Linked DNA regions of Homo sapiens: regions 2 and 3 are each linked to region 1. Evidence: chromatin loops called from intact Hi-C (ENCODE). Cell type or tissue: chondrocyte. All regions are shown on one strand.

What was found. A loop is a pair of places that touch in the nucleus more often than their neighbours do. Peaks named below come from ENCODE experiments on the same cell type or tissue, not always from the same donor. Only the 100,000 strongest peaks of a DNase experiment are listed, where the experiment ranks them.
Region 2: it touches region 1 in a loop (2.6-fold over the local background); 27 of 110 quality-filtered maps call a loop at or near these places.
Region 3: it touches region 1 in a loop (5-fold over the local background); 20 of 110 quality-filtered maps call a loop at or near these places.

The regions. Positions count from the first base shown.
Region 1 is chrX:38,324,072-38,332,071 of GRCh38, reverse strand. RPGR (retinitis pigmentosa GTPase regulator) reads left to right here and starts at 4,563. Exons shown (of 15, transcript NM_001034853.2): 1 at 4,563-4,732. The coding sequence starts at 4,705. It also overlaps a transcript of OTC not described here. RefSeq lists silencers at 1-132, 4,625-4,874. In chondrocyte, CTCF peaks have their summits at 4,183 and 4,385 (motif pointing right); a DNase peak (open chromatin) is centred at 4,471.
Region 2 is chrX:37,922,079-37,930,078 of GRCh38, reverse strand. It overlaps a transcript of SYTL5 not described here. Among named protein-coding and RNA genes, the nearest start is that of H2AP, 65 kb to the left of the region's middle. In chondrocyte, CTCF peaks have their summits at 2,985 and 3,204 (motif pointing left); no DNase peak of the experiment used is centred here.
Region 3 is chrX:38,187,278-38,195,277 of GRCh38, reverse strand. All of the region lies in intron 1 of SRPX (sushi repeat containing protein X-linked), which reads left to right. Among named protein-coding and RNA genes, the nearest start is that of SRPX, 30 kb to the left of the region's middle. In chondrocyte, a CTCF peak has its summit at 3,075 (motif pointing left); no DNase peak of the experiment used is centred here.

The sequences.
Region 1 (8,000 bases):
AAGAATCTAATGCTGCCACTGATCTGACAGGGGGTGGAGCTTGGGTGGTGGGGAGTGACTGTATATACAGATGAAGTTTCACTTGCTCTGCAGCCCTGTTCCTAACAGGCCATGAACCAGTACAAATTCGTGGCCTGGGGTTGCGATATATATTATATAGCTCTGGATCATATATATCAATAGTATAGATGGCCAGGCACAGTGGTTCATACCTGTAATCCCAGCAGTTTAGGAGGCTGAGGTAGGCGGATTGCTTGAGCTCAGAAGTTCAAGACCAGCCTGGGCAATGTGGCCAAACCCCATCTCTACAAAAATACAAAAATTATCTGGGTGTGGTGGTGTGTACCTGTGGTTCCAGCTATTCGGGAGGCTGAGATGGGAGGACTGGTTGAGCCCGGGAGGCAGAGGTTGCAGTGAGCTGAGATTGCGCCACTGCACTTCAGCCTGGGTGACAGAGTGAGACCCTGTCTCAAAAAAAATAGTATATAGGACAGGCGTGGTGGCTCACGCCTATAATCCCAGCACTTTGGGAGGCCGACGTGGGCGGATCACCTGAGGTCGGGAGTTCTAGACCAGCCTGACCAATATCATGAAACTCCATCTCTAAAAAAACAAACAAAAAAAAAAAACAAAAAAAAAACAAAAAAAAAATTAGCTGGGTGTAGTGGCGGGTGCCTGTAATCCCAGCTACTCAGGAGGCTGAGGCAGGAGAATTGCTTGAACCCGGGAGGCAGAGGTTGCAGTGAGCCGAGATCATGCCCCTGCACTCCAGCCTGGGCAACAGAGGGAAACTCTGTCTCAAAAAAAAAATACTATATAGATAACATTTATATCCTGTTATGCTAGAAATGTATCTCCTCCTAGCTAAGGCCAGCCCCTCTACATGGGGTCAGGATGACACCTCCTCCTGGCTTAAATTATTATTTTTATAGGTTTATTGACCCTCAGCCTCTGCGTATTTGAGAACTTGCTATTCATTAATTCTGCCATTCAACAGATATTTATTGTGTAGCTATTATGGGCCAGGTAATAGTCTGGCACTGGAGTACAACAATGGACAAACCTCCCTGCCCTCATAGAACTTGCATTTTAGTAAGCTATGTACCAGACATAGTGCTATGTTCTGGCCAAAGAGAGGTAGTGCTTGCAATGCAGGAAATGAAAGAACTCAGTCTAGTGGAAAGACAGCCACAAAATCACATCACACTGTATAATAAGTGCTGTGATGAGGCATGTGAACGTCCTTGATGCATGAAGGGGTCATGTGGCCTCATTGCAAATTTGGAGAGGGCTCCCAAAAAAACACAACACAGCCTCAGAATTGAATGATGATGAAGCAGAGATTGCTAGGGGGCTCTTTGGAGGAGGCAAGAGCATCCTTGAAGATGTGTGTGCATTGCTGCATGGACTTGTAGGGGACCCTCAAGGGTCCACACACTTTCATACTGTAGAGCTCATGTGAATTTGCAGTACAAATGTGGCTCTGGAACTGACGGTTCAATCCTGCATCTACCACTTGATAAATATGGGACCTTGCAAAATTATGTGATCTCAACCTCAGATTCTTCTTCCCAAAAATGAGACTGAAGTTAGTACTTCATTTAGGGTTCCTGTGAAGATTTGATGAGATCAACTATGGTGTGCTAGTTTTCTCTTGCTGTTGTCACAAATTACCATCAACTTGGTGGTGGCTTAAACAATACCCATTTATTATCGTACACTATTGTAGTTCTGAAGTGTGAAACGGGTCTCACTGGACTAAAATCAAGGTGTCAGTAGAGTTGCATTCCCTTCTGGAGACTCTTGGGGAGCATCCACTTCCTTGCCTTTCCCGGCTTTCAGAGGCTGCTTGCATTCCTCCGCTCATGGCCCTTACCTTCATCTTCACAGCCAGCGCTGTTGTATCTCTCTGACCACTCCTGCATCTTCACATCTTTTTGTGACCACAGCCTGGAAAGGCTCTTCACTTTTAAGATTTCATAGGATTTAATTGGGCTTACCTGGTTAATCTAGAATAATTTCTCCATCTCAAGGTCCTGAATCCAGCATCTCACAACTGCAAAGTCCCTTTTGCCATGTAAAGCAATAGACTCACAGATGCCGGAGATGATGGCATTATTGAAAACTAAAGTACAGGGTGGGAGCAGGCCCTAGCACAGGGGCTCAAGAGCCCCTTTACAGAATTTTCTGGGATTTTATTACCCTCTAGAGGTTTCCCACTGGTTACTTGGTGCCATTCCCAAGTAACCATTGGTATATTTCCCATTGGTTACTATGTAAATGAACTAGTGGCCTTGCAACCAATCAGAGGCTGAAGTGTACTTACAAAGGTTACACCCTATTCAAACATCTGATTGGTTGTGGAAAGCAACCAATCAGAGGCTAAAGTGAAGTTACAAAGTTACACTCCCATGCAAATGTCTGATTGGTTGCAAAAAGCAACTAATCAGAGATACTTTCAATTTTCCGTCTGCCACGCAGAAAAAGGGGGTGGGGGTTGCAAAGGGAGTAGCCTCTGGTTCTTTTGTTACTTAGGTATGGAAAGTTGGGGTTTCCTTTTGATTTAGTTCTAGGAAGTCAGCATGAATTGGCCTTAGCTTTCCTGCCTCCCGACCCTATTCTACTGCCTCAATTCTACAGTCACTTTCCAGTGTTGCAAGTATCTCAAGCCTGCTTTCACTATATAGACCCAGTCATTCCTCAAATACGTGCCTCCTTCTGGGGCTTCTGCTCACCAATTACCTGCTCAGCACCTCCAATTTGATGTCTTAGTGTGCTCAAGGATGAACTCATTATGCTCTTCTTGCCCCATTTACCTAACTCCAATGTCGCCAGCTCTTTCCTCAGTGTTCCCCATCTCAGTAAATGGTGCCCCCCTCCTGCTATTTGCTTATGTTGGAAACCTTGGAGTAGGGCTGCATCAATATCTTCTGGGATGCTTAGCACCAAAATGTGCCTTACTGTATTTTGAAATAAAAACAAATGACTGCATATTAAAAAGTAAATCTTTAAAAATTCTCATTTGCCCGTAGTAACAATTATGATACTCTAAAAATGAATATCAAATCCTTTTCAAAATAATTTAGGGCCCTATCTTTGCTGTTGCTCTAAGAACTATTTGGTAGTCCAGCACTGTCTAGGAGTCAATAGTCAGAAACCATTTCCTGTTGATTCTAAGACCTAAAATATTTTCAAATCTGCCTGCTCCTCTCTGGCACCAATGAACTGTACTCCAAGCCATCCTGACCACATGTCTGAAATTCTGCAATAGCCTCTGAACCCTTCTCACTGCTCCAGTTTATTCTCTACAAAGCATCTAGACCAGGCAGAATGATTTCAGGGACACACATAACTGATCCTGTCCTGTTGTTCTACTGCCTAAAACTTCTCAGTGGTTTCACATTGTCTTTAGGATAAAATCTCAGATCCTTAATAGGCCCAAGACCTTGCCACCTCGCTAGGAACCAGCCTCGCCTCTTGGTGTTCCTGGAAAGAGTCAAGCTCCTTACAAACCTTTATACACAATTTACTCTCTGCCAAGAGCTCTCTCCCCCTCCTGGCTTATCTTTCTCCAGTTCTTAGATTTAATGTTCTTTCTTCAGATAAGCCTTTCTTAACCTCCTACACCAGGTCAACGCTTCTTGTTAACCACTTCCTTAGTAACCTCCACTTTGCTTTGTAAGTAAATGATTATTTGTGTAACTAATAGTTTAATGTCCCCTCTTCATGTTAATGCAAACTTCCTGAGAAAGTGTTGGTAACACACAAGAGTAATTCAGGGATCCCTGAATCCAATTGTGTCTGATTCTAGGGCCCATGTCCACAACTACCAAACGTACGTAAATCTGCTCATTCTGGAAGATGGCTTTTTGCTTCTTTATTTCATGATAGCCAAATGTTGATGCATGGGAAACCCTGCATCATATAACATCGCTGAGCAAATTCTAGAGCAATGATGTTGGGCTACCCCTTTGTGTATGTTCTGTGAGTAGTGGACCATATACACCTCAGCTTTTACTTTTGTTGACTACAGGCTGGACTAGCTGGACTAGCTGCCCACATGCTTAAACAGAGGTAACATTAACCACTTTACAGGGTTGTAATAGTACTCATTTGTCCAATAAATACGTAATGAGCATTCAGTATAGGCCAGATGTTGGTTTAGATGCTGGGGATATCTTTAGCAGAGTGCTTACCTCCTTTAATGTTCCAGCTGGTCACTATTACTAGTAGTGTCATAATTGTGTGTCGATGCTTGCTTATGTCACGGAGTATGGGATTTGTGACGTTTGCCACTCATGGGCAGGGTCCCTGCGGCGCCTGGACCTCCAACGGCACAAGGGCGCGGACTCCACAGCATCACTGCGCGGCGTGGCCGCCTCTCTGCTCCAGGCCGCCAGAGGGCGCGTGGTCTCTACTGCCCCTCCGCTGTGCCTGAGCCTGCCCCTTACCAGCCACCCGGCCTCCGTTCCCCTCCCCAACGGCGCCTGTCCCGCCTTGCATTCCCAAGCTCCGCCCCCGTTGCCCGTAGCGGCTGTTTGTTGACTTCCGGGAGCGCGGTTGTAGTTGATCTCCGGAGTTTCGCCATGCGGAACTTGGGGGCTTTCGCGGCCCGCGTCGGTGCGGAGTAGCTGCTTTAGCCCCGACCAAACCGTCCTCTACAGCCTCCTGGCCCCGGCGCAGGCTGCCCGTACTGCCCGTGGCATGAGGGAGCCGGAAGAGCTGATGCCCGGTGAGTTGCGCCCGCGCCGGTGGCGGAAGGCCGGGAGGGAGGGTCCGCGGGCGGCCGGGCCCCGCCTCCGGATCGGCCCTGTAGGGGGACAGGCCCCAGGCTTGGCAGCCGGACTGGGGCGGGATCGCTGGTTGCGCTCCCGCGAATGACTGAGGGCAGAGGACCGGACGGGAAGAACAGGATGGGGGAGAACGGGAAAGAGGGTGCCTGTCTTTCGTATGCTTTTTAAATAAGCTCTTGATGAGCTTCTTGAAGGCAGGGACACTTTTTTTTTTTTTTTATGAGACGGAGTTTCACTCTTGTTGCCCAGGCTGGAGTGCAATGGCGCAATCTCGGCTCACCGCAACCTCCGCATCCCGGGTTCAGGCGATTCTCCTGCCTTAGCCTCCGAGTAGCTGCGATTACAGGCATGCGCCACCACGCCCGGCTAATTTTATATTTTTAGTAGAGACGGGGTTCCTCCATGTTGGTCAGGCTGATCTCGAACTCCCGACCTCAGGTGATCAGCCCACCTCGGCCTCCCAAATTGCTGGGATTACAGTCGTGAGCCACCGCGCCCGGCCAGGGAGGGACACTTTCTGTAAACTCCCCAAAGTGCGGACTCCAGACTTGTGCACTTTGGAGGTCCTGAGCTCCCGGTTATGTATTGAATGCAGTAAAGAGTGAGTGATCAGGGCTGTGGGGTAAAAGGGGATACAGGAAATAAATTGGACAAAGAGGGAGAAGAGGGACCCTTTAGCGAGTGTTTTTTAGCCTTTTTTTTCCTGAGCTCCATAGTTAGAAATACTTTTGACATTGTGACCCGATACTCCATATATACCGTGTAACAGAAATAGATGTCTGGTGAAGCAGTCCTTGTTCTATCCACTTAGATTCCACACACACCTTTTTGATAATGCATTCTTTTAAAATGCTGATCGTGATCCACTGAATTGATTTTCTGGCCCACTAATAGGTCACGACCATTTTGAAAAAACACTGGGTTTGAGCAGAATCATACCTTCACTGAAATATGTATGTTTTCTTCCATGCTCCTGGCCGGAACTGACATTCCTGGCCTGCAGTTCACAATTTAGTGAGACATACAGGAAAGTAAACAAAATGACCATATAAATTGACAGTAGATATTACAGGGCCAGAGCAGAGCCACCAAACCTTGGCTTGGGATGAGGGTATCAGGGAAGCCAGGGGAGCCAAGACAAAACAGTTAAAATGTTAAAGTAATTCATTCTGGGGAAACTCAGAGTCTGTTCTAGATCCTAGTCTCCCAACTCAATTATTAGTTGGAACTGAGATGCCTCACAGTGGTTCTCAAAAAGTTGTCCACAGTGGCTAGTCTCTTGCGTATTAATATTTATTATTAATACTTATATTCGCTATGTTTTCCTTTCTGGTACGAATTAGTTTATGTGTGATCACCCACCTTGGGATTTCCCCAAAAGCTGGACCTGGCCTACTATTTGGTGTATGTGTGTGTTTAAATGGTTATTGGGAAATGGTAGGGGTTTTTAGTCTTTCTTCAAAATGACGCTGTGCCACAACAGTTTGTGAATACTACTCAGATCAGGTAATGACTTGATGTAAGAATGTTAAAATCTCAACATCCCCATGTACTCCTCTCCCAATCTCCTAGGACCGTGGCATTTTGTGATGATGTTTTGGGGGGAAAGATAAACCGTCCTTTCCCATGTACTGTTTCTGGAAAGAGAAAAAGACATCTCTATAACTAACTATAGTGCATGAGTAAGATGAGAATTAGAAACTTCCTGAGTAGCTGTGTTGAGAGGATCTTTTCATTTTATAACTGGATCCCTAAACATTCTGAATTCTCAGAAATCAGGAAAAGCTAAAGTGCTCCTTTGTTGACGACTTGGTAACCTGTCTTTTATATTAACAATGTTGAAAGTTATATTTGACTACAAACTCTCCATTATGATGAATTGGTAAACAAAACATTCAACAGTTACGAATATACATGTGTGTAAGGGGGACCTTTTCTGTGTGAAAAGTAGAACACACAAGGGCTACTTTGTGCTAGGCAATATGGGTAGTGCATACCCTCTGTAACCTTAGAAAATAGTTGGAAAAAAACAACATTTGGGGTAACAAATGGTGAACTCTGTGTTTCAACACAGAAAAGCAGTGACTTTTTTTTTTTTTTTTTTTGAGACGGAGTCACAGTCACACTGTCGCCCAGGCTTGAGTGCAATGATGCTATCTTGGCTCACTGCAACCTCCGCCTCTGGGGTTCATGCAATTGTCCTGCCTCAGCCCCCCGAGTAGCTGGGATTACAGGCGCCCACCACCACGCCCGGCTAATTTTTGCATTTTTAGTCGACACGGGGTTTCACCACGTTGGCCAGGCTGGTCTCGAACTCCTGACCTCAAATGATCCACCTGCCTCGGCCTCCCAAAGTGCTGTGATTACAGGCGTGAGCCACCACTCCCGGCCGACATTTTTAAAGTATAGCTTTTTATTGCTTTGTGATGACCTCATCTTACATATTGTGCTACCTACCAATCTCTCTAATCAAACTGTTACACAAATCTTGCTGATTTGTGTAACAGTTTGATTAGAGAGATTGCTAGGTAGCACAATTATTTGCCATATAAATTCTACAGATCACGTAGTTCAGAGAAGCCAGTGATCATTTCCAACTCTTATGGTAGAGGAAGAGTTTACAGAGGTAGCTATTGAGCTAACACTTTGAGGATGCTAGGCTCTGGGCTAAGTTCTTTATACATGTCATCTCATTTAATCCTTACAACAACCTTTGAATACCTAATTGCCTTTAAAGCCTATGGTTTTTTTTCTAGCTGCTTTCCCTTAGTTCGAATGAAAGAGATAGTGGTGGAGTAATTTGTTTCTCTCTGTGCTGTCTCCGGTTTTATGGGTATTCATTGGGATTACCAACAGAGAAATTAAGAGTTCACCATTTTGGCCGGGTGTCATGGTTCACGCCTGCAATCCCAGCACTTAGGGAGGCCGAGGCAGGAGCCCAGGAGTTTGAGACCTGAGCCTGAGACCAGGAGTTTGAGACCAGCCTGAACAACATGCTAAAACCCAGTCTGTGCAAAAATTACAAAATTTAGCTGGACATGGTGGCACACGCCTATAGTCCTAGCTACTCCAGAGGCTGAGGCGGGAGGATTGCTTGGGCCCAGGAGGTCGAGGCAGCAGTTAGCCGTGATTGTGCCACTGCGCTTCAAGCTGGGTGACAGAGTGAGACCCTGTCTCAACAAAAATAAAAAGAGTTCACCATTTGGG
Region 2 (8,000 bases), 400 kb after region 1:
ACCCTTTTATACATTTGCTATGAAAACAAGAGACTCTCTATCTTTTTGAGAGGGATTGGTCTTTGTTGGTTTCAGGTTTTACCCTAAAGTTAATGGTTCCATTTGACTTAACTAGAAGTCGACCCCGAATTCCAATTAATTTTCAGCTAACTTCCTTCAGTTAACCTCTGTGCAGCCTGACTGAATTCTGAATTCTTATTATATTTTTTTCTTTTTAGAAGGATGAAAACCAAATCAGTTATAGTTTTCACGTCTCTCATTCATAACCCTAAAGTCATCTAATAACATATTTGTCAAAGTGCTTTACATAAGCAACTCTGGCATTCCAGCTTTCTGAGATCTCTCTTTTGATTTAGCAAAAGGAAATAATTTCCTCAAATGCTTCTGAGGTTTCCCAAAGGTGGCCATTTGTCTCAGATCAGGCTAGGATCACCTCTTCAATCCTCCTCAGACCACCCCTATCCATTTTGTAACTGCCCCTCCCTTTTGTTTTCCTCTGCATGGTACCTTCTTCACTTCTACTTATCTCAACAATAGTTGATGCAAAGCATAATACAGCCTTGCCCATCTTTTACCAAAGCAAAATAAACAGTAGGCTATTATTTTAAAAACTTTATTGAAGCTTTGTGGTAAACAGAGGGTAATTTAAACACTAATCTGGAAAGATTTAAAACCTGTTCTGAGTTTTCTAGAGCCCACAGGTCTTATTCATTCCCAGAGGTCTCATATTGACCCCCTTCCTCTTTAGCCACTCAGCATGCCATCCTGTTGCTGAGAAGAAAAGCCCTTATCTCCTCAGATTAGTGACCTCTGTCTTGTGCTCTCTCTCAAACTCTTGGGCCTACAACACACTCCCTTTAAGGAAGAAAAAACAGGTGAAAAGCCCATTAATAGCACAATAATCCTCCAGAGATGCAGTCTTACTCCAAAGAAAACAACATTTTACATTTTTATGCATTGTAAGATCTGGGCTTTGCCTCTGCATAACTAAGAGATGCATTAAAATATTATTTTTCTTGTGTACACAAAAGCTCAGGTATCCCAGTGATAAATTCTGTCTTCACCTTGGGAGTTACAAGCACAAACTCCAAGGTAGCTTTTTAAAAATAGCAACTTTTAGTCCTGCTTTAAATATTCTAAAGCACATATGACTAATTAGGCAGACTGATAATAATTTACCATGTTAGCTTACCACTTAAATTCCACCTTCCGGATAAGAAATAAGATGGCTTACCAAAAAGTCACTACCACTGGACTAAGATAAAGAAAAAATAAAATTTAATGAGAAATGGAAAAATAATTGTGCCAGTAATCAGGGATGAGTTATTATAATAAGGACTAAATTTGATTTTGGACTTCTTAGAAGACAAAATCAAAAGGCACGAGGGTTTGTCCAGTTGATTAACCTGATGTCTTATACAATCCTATGATGTGGTGAATGGTTGTTTTAGATTCTCTTGGGTAGATCCAGAGAGAAGTGGGGCTAGAACCCACAGCTACTGTGTAAGGCAGGAGTTGGTAAACAGTTTGTGTAGTTGGCCAGAGAGTAAATATTTTAGGCTTTGCAGGGCTTTGTGGTCTCTGTGGCAGTTACTCAACTTGGTAAGTGTAAGACAAAGGTACCCATAGACAATCTGTAACTGAATGGATGTGGCTATGTTCTAATACAAAAACGTGGTGATCCAGGCTTGGCTCACAAAGCAGTAGCTTGCTGACCCCCGGTGTGAGGGTATGTATTAGGTAAGGGACTGCAGTGAATGGATGAGAAAGCTCCTTCTCTGGAAAGGGGGACTAGTTAGGTTGAATGTGTGAGATATTTATTTTGTAACCATTTTCTTAATGGCAACCACTTAAATAGTATAAGGTGCAGGACCCCCAAAACTTGATACAGCCCCCATGCATGGGCAGTGAACAAGTAGATACAAATGTGGAAATGTCATGAAATCAGGGAATGATTCTGGACAGGTATATATGTAATGCCTTCACTTCCTCTTTGCAATTCATGTAAAATATTTAAGTAATAAAATCAAATTTTCTTTTCCATATCAACTCACACAAGGTTTGAGCCAGACCTGTATAACCTCACCATTTCCATTGTGTTTTCTTTGAAACTACTTCTGAAAGTATTTTAAAGTTATCTTGGGGATTAGCCATATTTTCAGGCCATTTTTTCACTTCCAAGAAAAGTTATGGTGGCTTGACTGATGCTATAGAGTAGAATCCAGGGCAAGTACACGATAAGACAGAAGGAGTATCTGTGAATTCTGTCAGTTTTTTTGTTTGTTTTGTTTTGTTTTGTTTTTGAGACAGAGTCTTGTTCTGTCACCCAGGCTGGAGTGCAATGGTACAATCTTGGCTCACTGCAACCTCCACCTCCTGGGTTAAAGCAATTCTCCTGCCAGCCTCCCGAGTAGCTGGGACTACAGGTGCGCACCACCACACCCAGCTAATTTTTTTTTGTATTTTCAGTAGAGACGAGGCTTCACTATGTTGGCCAGGATGGTCTTGATCTCCTGACCTTGTGATCCGCCCGCCTCGACCTCCCAAAGTTCTGGGATTACAGGAGTGAGCCACCACACCTAGCCCTGCCAGTTTTTAAAAGTTGCATACCACCATCTCCTCCACACACCTTCAAACAAGTATTTTATCAGTCGGAGCTGCCTTTGTTTACCTGCTTTAGTCTCTCATAAGAATCCCTTTGTTCTCGAAAGTATCTTGATTTGGTTTAAGGTAATCTTACATTAAACTCTTCCCCCAACCAGAGAGCCTTAAACAAAACACTAAAACTAATATGCAAGCTGGGAACCATGATTATGGATTTGCTGCTGTGTAGCCCAAATGCATGGAAGACTTTCTTGAATATTTGAGGAATGGAATGGCATAATTAACTTTTAGGTTGATTGAAATACATCTTTTAAAGTTTTCCAGTATGTAGACATATCCGTCAGAAGGATTCCATATGGATTTGCATTTATTTATGTGAAAAAATGCTATCAGAGCCTTTTGTTCACCCCCCAATCATGCCATCTTTTTGTAGGTAAAGAAGATTCAATACAGGCTTACTGCAAGCAGAGAGAATGGTTTGCTCTTTCTGAATTATCTACAAGAGAGAGAACATTTCCTGGAAAGGCAATCCTCCATAAGTGGTAGATCTGTCTCTATAAGTTATATCAAATACTGGCACCTACTGGTGAAAATATGACAGAGCAACTATCACACACAAACTACTGAGTCAGAGAGAAAAAAGAAACGAAGATTAGAAATTTAAAATATGAAATCATGGATACCCCTGACAGAAATAAATTATCACGGTTGAGAGAGAATGATAAAGTTCATGGAGAGAAAGAGATTCTGGAGACTGGTAGCCCACATGAAAATTTTTTAAAAAATAGCTAAGAGATGACCATTACTAACAGACATGATGCAGTTGTAAAGCCTCAGTATCCAATATAGCAGTGACTACCACTTCACTTGTCAAAAGTTTTCTATTTATTACTAAAACCAATAGAAAAATCCTAAATTTTATTTGATTAAAATTTTACTTAATTCCTGCAATCATTCATTTAAAAAATATTTATTGAGCACACTGACTATATTTTAAACACTATTCTAGGCTCCAGGAACACAGCAGTGTAATGACAAAGCCCCTGCTCTTGTGAAACATGTTCTATTGGGGAGGGGGGTCAGCCAGTAAAAAAAAAAAGTAAATAATAACTAGAATACATAAGGAACTTAAACAACTCAATATCAAAAAACAATCGTATTGTAAAATGGGCAAATGATCTGAAAAGACGTTTCTCAAAAGTAGATATACAAATAGCAAACAGGTATATGAAAAATGCTCAACATCACTAATCGTCAGGGAAGTGCAAATCAAAACCAAAACAGTATGGAGATTCCTCTAAGCACTAAAAGTAAAACTACCATTTGATCCAGCTACCATTTGATCCACTACTGGGTATCTACCCAGAGGAAAATAAGTCATTATACGAAAAAGATACATGCACAGGTATGTTTATAGCATCACAATTCACAATTGCAAAAATATGGAACCAGCCCAAATGCCCATCAATCAACGAGTGGATAAAGAAATTGTGGTACATATATATATGATGGAATACTACTCAGCCATAAAAAGGAAATAATTAATGGCATTCACAGAAAACTCGATGAAACTGGAGACTATTATTCTAAGTGAAGTAATTCAGGAATGGAAAACCAAATATCATATGTTCTCACTCATAAGTAGGAGCTAAGTTATGAGGACGCAAAGGCATAAGAATGATATAATTGACTTTGGGGACTTGAGGGAAAGGGAAGAGGGGGGTGAGGGATAAAAGACTACACATTGGGTTCAGTGCATACTGCTTGGCTGATGGGTGAACCAAAACCTCAAAAATCACCACTAAAGAACCTACTCATGTAACCAAATACCACCTGTTCCCCAAAAACCTATGGAAATAAAAAAATTAAAACCAAAACCAAAATGAGATACAATCTCATCCCAGTTAGAATGGCTATTATTAAAAAGAGTAATTTTAAAATGCTGGCAGAGAAAAAGGGAACACCATACACTGTTGGTGGGAATGGAAACTAGCAGAGCTGCTACAGAAAACAGTAAACAGCTTCCTCCAAACAATAAAAATAGAACTATCATATGCTCCAGCAATCCCAGTGTTGGTAATATTTCCAAAATAAAGGAAATCTGTATATCAAAACGACATCTGCACTCCCATGTTTATTGCAGCACTATCCACAATGGCCAAGTTATGGAATCAACCCAAGTGTCCATCAATGGATAAATGAATAAAGAAAATGTGGTATATATACACAATAGAATACTATTTGGCCATAAAAAGATTAGAAAAGATTAAAAATTTAAATGAAATTCTGTCATTTACATCAACATGAATGGAACTGAAAGTCATCACGTTAAGTGAAATAAGCCAGAAGACAAACAGCACATATTTTCACACATATATGGGAACTATAAAAGTGAATCTCATGGAGATAAAAGGTAGAATGGTGGTATCAGAGGCTGGGAAGGGTAGGGGGAGGGGGAATGAGAGATTGCTTAAGGGATACAAACAGACATTTAGATAAAAAAAAATAAGTTCCAGCATTTGATAGTACAGTAGGGAAATTCTAGTTAACAATAGTTTATTATGTATTTCAAAACAGCAAGAGAAGATTTGTAATGTTCCCAACACAAAGAAAAGATAAATAGTTTAGGTGATGGATATCCCAATTACCCTGATTTGATCATTACACATTGTATACAGGTATCAAAATACCACATGTACTCCTTTTGGGTACATGTACAACTTTTGGGGTATATGTATAACTAATATTTATCAACAAAAATTAATAGAAACAATAAATATGTAATATTTCAGATATGTGGTAGGGAAAAATGAAGTAAAAAAGAGGTTAGGAGTACTCTTGCTATTTTATATAGGGCAGTCAGGGAAAGCTTCATGATAAAGTAACTTACAAGTATTTCATAAAATTTTTATGCCTTCAGATTGGAAGATGTAACTTCTTACTTCTTCTATAAGCTATACAATAAGTATTCACGCATTAAGGTATTTACATCTATTTGGTCAGTTTATGGAGCAATGGGAAAAGAGAAGCCACCTTCCAGGTACCTACTATGTGCCACACACTTTATATACTATATATGTTATCTCATTTAATCCTCATCATCAACCTCTGAAGTATTAGTAAGCTTGCTGTATAAACGGGGACACTAAAGTTCAGTGAAAATAAGTGAATAACCCAAGACCATATAGTCGTTAAGTATCAGAGGTAGGATTTGAACCCATGACTGATGGGATTCAAAGTCGTGAAGCTAAAGCTGGATGCCCTACGTAGCTACTGGAAAGTGCCAGTCAGAGAAATTATACTGCCTTGCATACCAAGTGATGTAAATTTACTTTTTATCTAGACTTACCTTAGGGCATGCAGAACTTTCTACTTTGTATTTATTTATATTGTGTCAATTTTCCCCAAGAGGTTATATAAGCTTTATGAGAGTGGCATCTGTGTCTGAATCATCTTCGGTGTCTGGTAGAGTGTCAGAACCTTGGCGGGAACCTCTTAAACATATGCCTAAATACTTAACTGAATGAAATAAACCCAGAAGCTTAGAATTAAGTCACTAACTATTAAGTCTTTCCTCAAATAACACCAATGTTTTTTGAACAACACACTAGGGAAAAGTCTTATGGTAACTAAGAATGTCACCTGCTTCTACCAAGGTAATTAATAAAGAGTTAAATCATAAGCACTTAAATCAAATTAGAAACAGGATTTGCAGGTGAAATTCACAATATTGACTAAGTGGGTTTCAGTGTTCTTTGAAGCAAAGTCTTAATTGTTGTTGTTGGTAGTGATGTTTTTCTAACACAAGGAGCCCCTCCTACTGCTAAGCACATGAGTTCCATGACCTTTAACCTTTGGAGTTAAACCTTTTGAGAATATATCTGAGAATTGTATATATATACACAGATATATATATATACGTATATGTATGCCATTCTTTATATATATATAAAGTTTATATTTGTTATAGATTCCATAGTCATATTTCCCCTTTGTAAACCACTGGACTAGAGGATCAAAAATGCTTTTTGAACCTGTAGTCATTTTTACTCTTCAGAGTAATAAATGAAACAGTACTTCTTTCATTCTTGGAAACACTACTTAAGGGCATCTTTGTAACCAAGCAGGTGAGAGATTACTACACACTCAAGACTAAACTAGTGGAGAAACCATGAACAGATTCTGTAGAATAATGTAGAACAGTGTCTTTGTTATGCCCAGGGTCAATTTGTAAACAGCTTTTGCTTCTTCTGGCATAGAGGAAAAGAAAGATTTGAGGATATGAAAAGAATGACTCTTACAGCAGGGGAATAAGTGGACATCTGCAACATGGCTGCAGGCCAAGAGATAAGGAGAGTAAAGACAGTGTGCCTCCCTGCAAAAGGGCAGGGCCAATGGACGGAAAGCACAATATATCTGATACCAAGTTTTAAATTTCCTTTCTGCATTGTAAATCCCTGGTATTATCCTCAAGCCTTAAACAAGACAACTTTCTGTTAGCTGGGTTTTGAGAAAGAGGCTGTTTTCCACAGTTTGGGGATGAAATGGGTCAGAGAGAGGTAGTAGTATCATGGAGAACCAGTTACTAGGAAGCAGGGGTGACTGAAAGAAAAGCTGTTATGTATGTGATACTAAGTGAGGGGACAAGAGAAAATTCACGTTAAGCTTGTGACACACGTAAAAATACCCAGGGTTCCTCAATCTTACTGGGAGAGGAAAGTGACCCCCAACATTCTCAAATAATCATGTTCCTAGTTTATATTAAAGGGAGAGGTAATGCAGCCCCTCCACCAATCTCTAAGGACTGAAGAACTAGACACATTTGAATTATACTATAGTGGTGCCTTTGTTTTCAAGGATAATAAAGGGCATTGCCAAAAGGCACATGTAAGAGCAAATGTATACATATGGAAAATTCATTGAGTAGTCTCAGGTCATGGCACAAAATGAAAAGATAGTTTGTATTTAAATAGTTCATAAAGTATATCCACATTTTCCCTAGACTAATATTTACTTACTTTATTACTTCAAACTATCCCTTTAAAAATGGATCATCAACTGGAAGTCATAATAATTTTGTTTTATTGCTTGCCATATGGGATTTTCTCCCGAATATTTGGACATTATAACTGCAGACAATTTGAGAATCTTTACCTCGGAGGCTCTCCATCCAACACCATTTTAAGAGAAGGGAAGTGACATTGCCACAAATATCCCTGATGTTCATCTCCTCTATAAAATCCCCATGCTTAAACCCTCACAGGAAGAACTTCCAAAGGAGAAACCAATGTTTTTGTACACCCAATACTTCTGGGCAATTTTCAAAATTTGATTTTCTGATGTTTGAGATGGTGATGAAGTAGTAGGGAGAGGGAGAGGTGTAGCTAATGTGCTTC
Region 3 (8,000 bases), 140 kb after region 1:
TTTCGCTATCTCCTCAGAGGTAACCAATGTCCTAAATTTTGTATTTATCATTCCTATTATTTTCTTTATAGAATATGTTTATATCTCTAAAAATACATTATTTACAGCCGGGTAAAGTGGCTCATGCCTGTAACCCCAGCACTTTGGGAGGCCGAGGCAGGCAGATCACCTGAAGTCAGGAGTTCAAGAACAGCCTGGTCAACATGGTGAAACTCCATCTCTACTAAAAATACAAAAATTAGCTGGGCGTGGTGGCACGTGCCTGTAATCCTAGCTACTTGGGAGGCTGAGGCAGGAGAATTGCTTGAACCGAGGAAGTGGATGTTGCAGTGAGCCAAGATCGCGCCACTGCACTCCAGCCTGGGTGACAGAGCAAGACTGTATCTCAAAAAAAAAAAAAAAAAAAAAAAAAAACCAAAAACAAACAAACAAAAAACATTATTTACATTTGCATGCTTTTGACTTGTGTATAAATGGACACATGCTGAATATAGTCTTCTATAACTTGCTTGCTTTTCTTCACTTAACATTAGATTCTTAAGAGTTGCTCATGTTGTTACATGCAGTTGTGATTTTTTCATTCACGTTATCTTGTAAGATCCCATTGTGTAAATATGCCATCATTTATCCATGCTACTCTTGATGTGCATTTTGGGTTGTTGCTAGTTTTATGTTCTTGTAAACAGTGCTATTGGGAAGATTCTTGTCTATCTCCCTTGAACAATGTGCAGGAATTTCTCTAGACTAAGTACCTAGGAGTTGAATTGCTGGATAATATGCATACATATCTTTGACTTTGTTCAATAATGCCAAATTATTTACTAAGGAAGTTATACCAATCTAAACTTCTAGCACCAATGTGTATTTCCATTGCTCAACATCCTTGTTAACACTTGATCTTGTTATATTTTTAGAGTTCTTCCAAACTAATGGGTCAGAAATGGTATGACTGTGGTTTTAATTATTGTTAGTGGTATTTTAGTAATAATATAATAGTAATAATAATATGGTTATTAATTCTCAGGGGAAGGATTTTCCTTCTTTCACTCACTGCTGGGGTACAAGATGAGAACTTTTCTTTGTAGTCCCTATACATGGGATGGATTTATTTCACTCTTTACACTGAGAGTATAGGCTGTTGGTATATCAGCTTTATGTAGGAGGTGAGGGTGAGGGGATGTAGGCAGTCTCCTCTAAAACTGATGACCTTGAATAGTCTCTGGAGTTTGTCTTCTGTATCCAAGGTCTCACCAGTCCATGGAAATTAAAGCTCAGTTTTGGCAGTTATCCTCAGAATAAAAGGTGAGCCTTAATATCTGGTACCTAATCAGGATCCTGCTTTCACAGTATTTCTTACTTTCTTGCAAGCTAAAAGTGGATTTTTTTCATTGATTTTCATGTAAGCACAGCCAGGCTACATGGCTCACCATACTGCCTGAAATAGGATCCTAATTGCTTGACTTTGAAATTGATTCCATTTTCAACCTTTAGTTACTTTCAAATGTATTTCATGATATTGTGCCAGAGCAATCTGTAATTTGATGTTTGAAGGACATATGTACCTCCTCAAATTATCCTCTTCAGATTTACAAACTAGAAAATTCTCAGTGGAGATGGCTGACCTACCACTTGTTCAAGATTTTACAATGAGACAAAAAGTTGCCATTTGCAAGCATTTGAGGAAAATTTTTGGGTGTTCATCAAGGGAGGAGAGAAAAAGACTGCCTAGGGTGTTTCCCATTTGCTGCCTGCTTTAATTTTTCATTTATAATTCCTTGCTCAGAATTTCATTGAAGAGGGGAATTTCTAGGAAGCATTGGCATTCATGCTCTAAAAATGCCCTGTCTTAACTTCCCTAATGCAGCCTTAACAATGATGAAGATCCCATACCCAGTTTGATTGTGCTGTGTAAAATTTGAATGTGACTTGACTACTACACATAGAAGAACATTAAAAGACCCATACTAACAAAACAATTACTGACAGGTTTTGTTAGGGCTGCAAAATAGTGTGTTTGCATTTCCCCCCCTCCCCACCTTTCTTTTTTGGATAGGTTTCATGTGAATTCATGTGAGTACCTTGATTGAATTAAATAATTCATGTAAATCACCCAAGGCAGTGCCTGAGGTAGTGTCTGTTAACTAAATAGTAGGTATTTCTTCTCTCTTACAAGCTAGGACTGTAAGGACTGTGTTAGGACTCACTGGTGTCTACCTTGGCCAGTAAGACCAGATAAGATGGTGCTGTACAAAGCTGCTCCTGCATGGTAAAAGGCTGGAGAAATAGTTGCTACTTCATTTAATTTACCTTTTATTTCCTTCTTACCCTGGACTTTCATCTGCACACCAGGATGCTGGAAAATTGCTCAGAAAGACTCAATTTTTGGCAAAGTTCCCTTTAGGGCACATACTGCCTTTTTCACTGGCCCATGGTTTCTGAGAACTGCCCTCATCGCTGCAAATGAGGACTTCACCAGCCCCTCCAGTCCCTTCCCTGCAGACAGCCTGCCTTGGTCCTAGGGGAAGGACAAAGGGAGCCTGTCACTGCAGGCCCTTCTCCAGCAAGGGACTGGGAAGGGGCCAACATGCCTGCAGGCTCCTGTATTGACAAGTTGCAGCATCCTTAAGAGCAGCCAAGAAATAAAATGGTAATTTGTGTTTGCATCTGGAATTTCTGAGCTTCAAAATCTTGGATCACAGCACTCTCAATAACAGAAAACAGGACACACATATAAATATCCATATCCATATTAGCCTCTTTGTTAAACTCTGTCTGGGTCAGCAGCTCGAGACTGAAAAGTAGCAGGATGATTGTACAGGAAGTAGAATGAACCTGAATGCTGTGTTTCAGGGCAGGGGACAGCGGGCATGAGAGGGACGAGAATGGCCTCCCCATTTAGTGGACCCTGAGCCATCCCCCCAGGGACATCTAGAGTTTGACTATATTATGGCTTAAAACAGCTCTTATGGACTCTCTAGGGGACCTGATCACCACTGATAATGTGGTTTCCAAGGAAAAGCCAATTTCAAATTATAAGCAACTGATTTATAAATGCACTTTGGGGATGCTGCCATCTGTAGGTGAGAGGCCACATGACTCCCCTGTCATCAGTGCCCTGATACTTTGGCAGGGTTACAAGCCACGCTGTGCCTCTTTGTGGGGCTCTCTTTAGCTGGGCAGTGGGCTAAATGTGGTATTCGTTGGATAGCACCAGAAGCCTATCCATGCAACATATTATCTCCACTTGCCTGTTCTGCTGCCTGAGGTTTCCCCATGAGGATCAGGAAGTTTCCACAATGAGAAGAAAGCCATTTGGGGAACCCTGTAAAAAACTAGTGTGTTAAGGCATTATGTAAATATGAGAGTGGATAAATGACTTAGCTGATATGTACAGCAAAGACTATTCTGATTATCAACTTGGGAGTTCTAGATAAGGTGTGTAATACAATTGTTTTCAAACTCTTTTGATTGCTACCTGCAGTAAGAAATATGTTTTATATCACAATCCAAAACACACACATACCATGCACACAGTATGCCATCAACTCCAAAACTCTGTCAGTCGTCAGTCACCATTATTTTAGGTATCACTAAAAAAGAAAAATGATACCAATTAAACTATGCCATTCCATTGATTATAGAGCTCATCTTGGGTTCAGGGAAATTAAAATGTTAAAAAGTGTTGTTTTAGAGTCAATAAAATATGGTATATGTGTGTGTGTGTGTGTGTGTGTGTCTGTGTATAATTGAAACAAAAGTGTCATGAAACAATGCTCACTTTTACTATGTATGGTATATTATAAGTATCTGCTATTTTCCCCTATTCTAATCTAATGTATTTTATTGCAAATAAAGCTGGTCCCACTAAATTTATGGAATGGCTCACTAATGTTTTAATTTAATTTTAAAGTGTTAAGTCTGAGCTATAGTATTGTTTTGAAATAGGGAATTGGAAATGATACACTGAGATTGATTTCTTATCTCAAACCAGATGTCATGCTGTATGTTTTAGTCATCTATTTCATTCAAATGTAAATTGATGGTCTACTGTTTAAGTTAGGACTCTTGATGGCACATGACAGAAACCAGTTTCGAAAAAGCTTTGAAGAAAGGATGGGCTTATCATCTTATGTTAGGGCAGAGGTATGCTTGTGGGGCCAAGCAATACTGGAACCAAGGGCTCAAATATTGTGGGATCTCTCTTTCTCTCTTTCTCTGTTTTGTTTTTGCTTTTCTTTGATGGCTTCATTCTCTCGAATTAGCATTCTGTATGAGATTTAATCTTTGTCGTTGGCAGCTTCAGGGCTCACATCTTCCTCATTTTACCACCAGAGAAAAATCCTTCCAAGATTCTCATTGGTTCATGTAATTGGTTCATATGATTGCTCCTGTAGTCAAGGGATAGGATAAACTCACCTCTACTAGAACCACATAGGTATGAGGAATAATGCAGTTTTCCAAAAGAAAGGCTCTTCTTTCTTTGAGAGGAACACAATAGATGTCTATCACACCTAGGAAGTGCTAGCACCAGGCATTGTGTGCTGGGGTGTAGCCTCACACAACAGGTATTGCCAAAAGCCTGCAGATGATCATTTTGAAAACTAGAATTGCCGTCAGCTTAGTTGCACCTTCACTTTCCCACTAGAGCTTGAGTCTCCCAGTGAAGATAATAATAACTGACAACAGCTACTGTGTGACTATCAGTTCAAGGGCACCGAATGGAGAAATCGGTGCTTTCAAGAGAGAAGCTACCCAGAAAAGAAATGATTCTACCTCCCAACACAGGCAGAGCTGGATAAAATAGCCATCTGTAAAAAACTTCAAGTAAAGTCCAGGTTTTTGTTCTTGGGTGCTCGTGTTCTATTCCCTGTTGGGGAACCGGAGAATGTTTTATAAGGAAGAAGCCTTAGGTTTCAGCTGAGCAGACTGCAGCCTGTCACTTTCAGGCATTCTCATGATGTTCATTTCAGTGTTTCAGTGCTGTTTTCTGGAAATATCTTTCTTCACACTCTCTTCTCTCTGTCTCTCTCTGCCATTTAATGTACTATATTAAAATATCAATCTACAGCTGGCAATTAAAAGTTTGCTGCCTACAATTCTCAGTACACACTGTGGCGATTTTATTTTATTTTCTTAGACTCTGTCTTCTCTGAATTCAGTTATTCTCAGTTTTGCCAAGATGTGCCAGAATTTTGTAAGTTATACTGCTGGGTTACTGCCAAGAACGACGTACCAGTCGCAGCTTTATTTGGGCAGCTTTTTGTGCCTTAAATACAGTATCTGTTTCTGTAAGTACAGCCTTCACTGAGGGAGATGGATGTCTCATTCTGATATTGATGGAACAGCTTGAGCATATCAGTAATGTGTAGGCTAAAGTCTCAAGGGGAAGAAAACTTTTGAGAGCCTTTGTTAGTTTCACAGGGGCAGTAAGGGGAAACAAACCCTGACCGTATTCCCTGAAGAGTTTGATGTCTAGCTGGGAAGAAAAAACTCGAAATGGCTTCTGAAAATCCAACGCAACATAAAATCAGTGCTGATTTAAAAATGTGAACAGAGTGCATCAATGTGAATGGAATGGTTAGGAAAGATAAACTGGGGGAGCTAGGCTTTGAAATAGCTTTAAACACAAGAAAGGAACTGAGAGGAGGGAAAGGGCTTTCAGGTAGGTTTCTGAGTCATGAAGACAGAAACAAGGAGTGAAATTGCATGAGATTTAGAATCAGAAAAGTTCAATCCTTGTTCTCCTATAACTGATAATCACTTCATTCTCTGAGCTGAGAATACAATCATAAACAAAGTGTCAAAGAGTTGTTGCCCTCCCCAGGTTTACATTCTAGTCACTGAATGATACCTGCCTCATAAGGTTGCACTGAGGACTTAAAGAGGCAATGGAAATGAAAGACCAGGCAGATTTTTAAAATGATGTGCCATGGTAATTTGTTTATTGCCAGGTGTAGAAGGAGGAGGGCAATTTGATTTGCTTGACTGCTGTTGTCCCAGCTAGAGGTTGAGGATGGGAGTGTTCTAGGGTAACATAATTTGAAAACAGGTACTATGCCCTTCTAAACACTTCTGGTGTCCCATTTTACAGATGAGCAAACTGAGGCTCAGGAAAGAAAAGTGGCTTCCCAAATCAGGATGGCACTGGAACTTAATCCCAGGGCTTTTTCAGTTGCATCCTACCAGAGAGGATGGCCATGAGCAGTTGAGGAAACTCAGTGTCTGCTTGCTGTTTCATGGGATATAACATCTATGCCCTGAACAAATCAGATAAAAGTAGACTTCTACCACCGATCCCCCAAAGGCTTTCTCAGATTTTCAGATTCCTTCATTCTGAGGGAGGAAACCGAATTAACTTAACAAATGTAGGTTTTCAAAGTATTTAAATCACTGTTTTTCTAATACTTTTGACAAGACCCACAGGAAGAAATATATTCTACTGTGACCTATTGTTAGAGTGAATATATTATTTATTGTACAAATCAGGAAGGTTTTGAGTGTGAAAGAGAATGCTATTAATAATAATGTTAGATGGTAACCATGTGAGGTGATGGATATGTTAATTAGCTTGATTATGGTGATTATATCACAATGGATACGTATTTCAAAACATCATGTTGTAAACCTTAAATATATATAATTTTGCCCATTATACCCCAGTAAAGCTGAAAAAGTAATGCTGGGACAACAGGCATAAAATGGGACTGTGCTATGCAAACTGGGGATACCCTACCACACATACACCTATATAAAAACAAAAATTGTACAAAGTAAGGTTTATTCTTTATATGTGCAGTGCACCCTGACATTTTCAATTCTATTTCACTACAAAAATACTAGTCATGACCTACTAAATGGGGTCAACAGTTTGAAACATACTATTCTTAGTTGATGGTTGGTATCGCTGAGGCACTTATGATGGTAGTAAAGACAGGGATTTGGTAAGCTGAATGTCTGATATGTCCTATAAACTTGTTTCATCTGAACATTCTGTTGAATCTTCTGCCACAAGAAAAGCACTGGTAATAAACATTTTCTTCAGTTCATTCCCCATGATTAGCAAAAGGTTTAGACTAATCTTTCTGGATCCCTTTGTTCCATTTGGAACAAGAATCTTCCTCTGTGTATTTCCCCTCTTTTCTTACTCTTGCGCTTTTATCTATTAGTCTGCCACTTATTTAGGGATGTAAGGAATCCAAGGAAGAATGTCTCATTTACAGATCCTGGTTCTCTGTGTACTTGTTCTGAGCCTTCATCTTGGGGTTGAAGCTGGTGCTCTGAAAAGCTAAAGTTTCTTTTTCGCTCTACTCCTTCAAACATATACACCTTTACACACAACTCCTGGACATCTCTCCTCTGTTGAAACTTTGCCAAGATATAACAGAATAGATCTTGCCTGCTAGTCAGGCATACGGAACTGACTTCTGGGCTTCTTCAAAAGCCCCCATAAATTAGGACTTTCCAGAAGAGAAGCTTCTGCAGATTTAGCTATGGAGGAGAGAAGGGTTACCACTGTACCTGTGTCCACACAAGCTATGGACAGGCCCTTTGTTAGCCCATTTCTGTCACTAGAAATGTTTGTACACTCACCTGTGTTAACAAGAGCTTCAAGAATACAAGAGACCCGGCAATAGCACCTTTCAGCAATAAAATAACTTTTGGTGAGTCCCCATTTTGTAAATGTTTTTAAGTCATAAAGGCATATAGGGAACCACAGGGTTTTTCCTACCTCAAAGTGTAAACTATGGTAATGTCTTGAGCCTAAAAATCACTTTTTCCTAAAGCAAATTTTATTATCTGGATCATCTGAACTCATAGAGTAAACTTGACAACAGTTTACTTTTCTGAAAAAGATTGACTGTATGGCTTTTCCTGGTGGTTATTAAGATGAATACATATACATATGTTTATGAAAGATTTTCTAAATCACAAATCATACAGGATTGTTAGAGGAATTTTAAAAAACACACAGAAAACTTTGGAAGCACTGAGATTCTTGA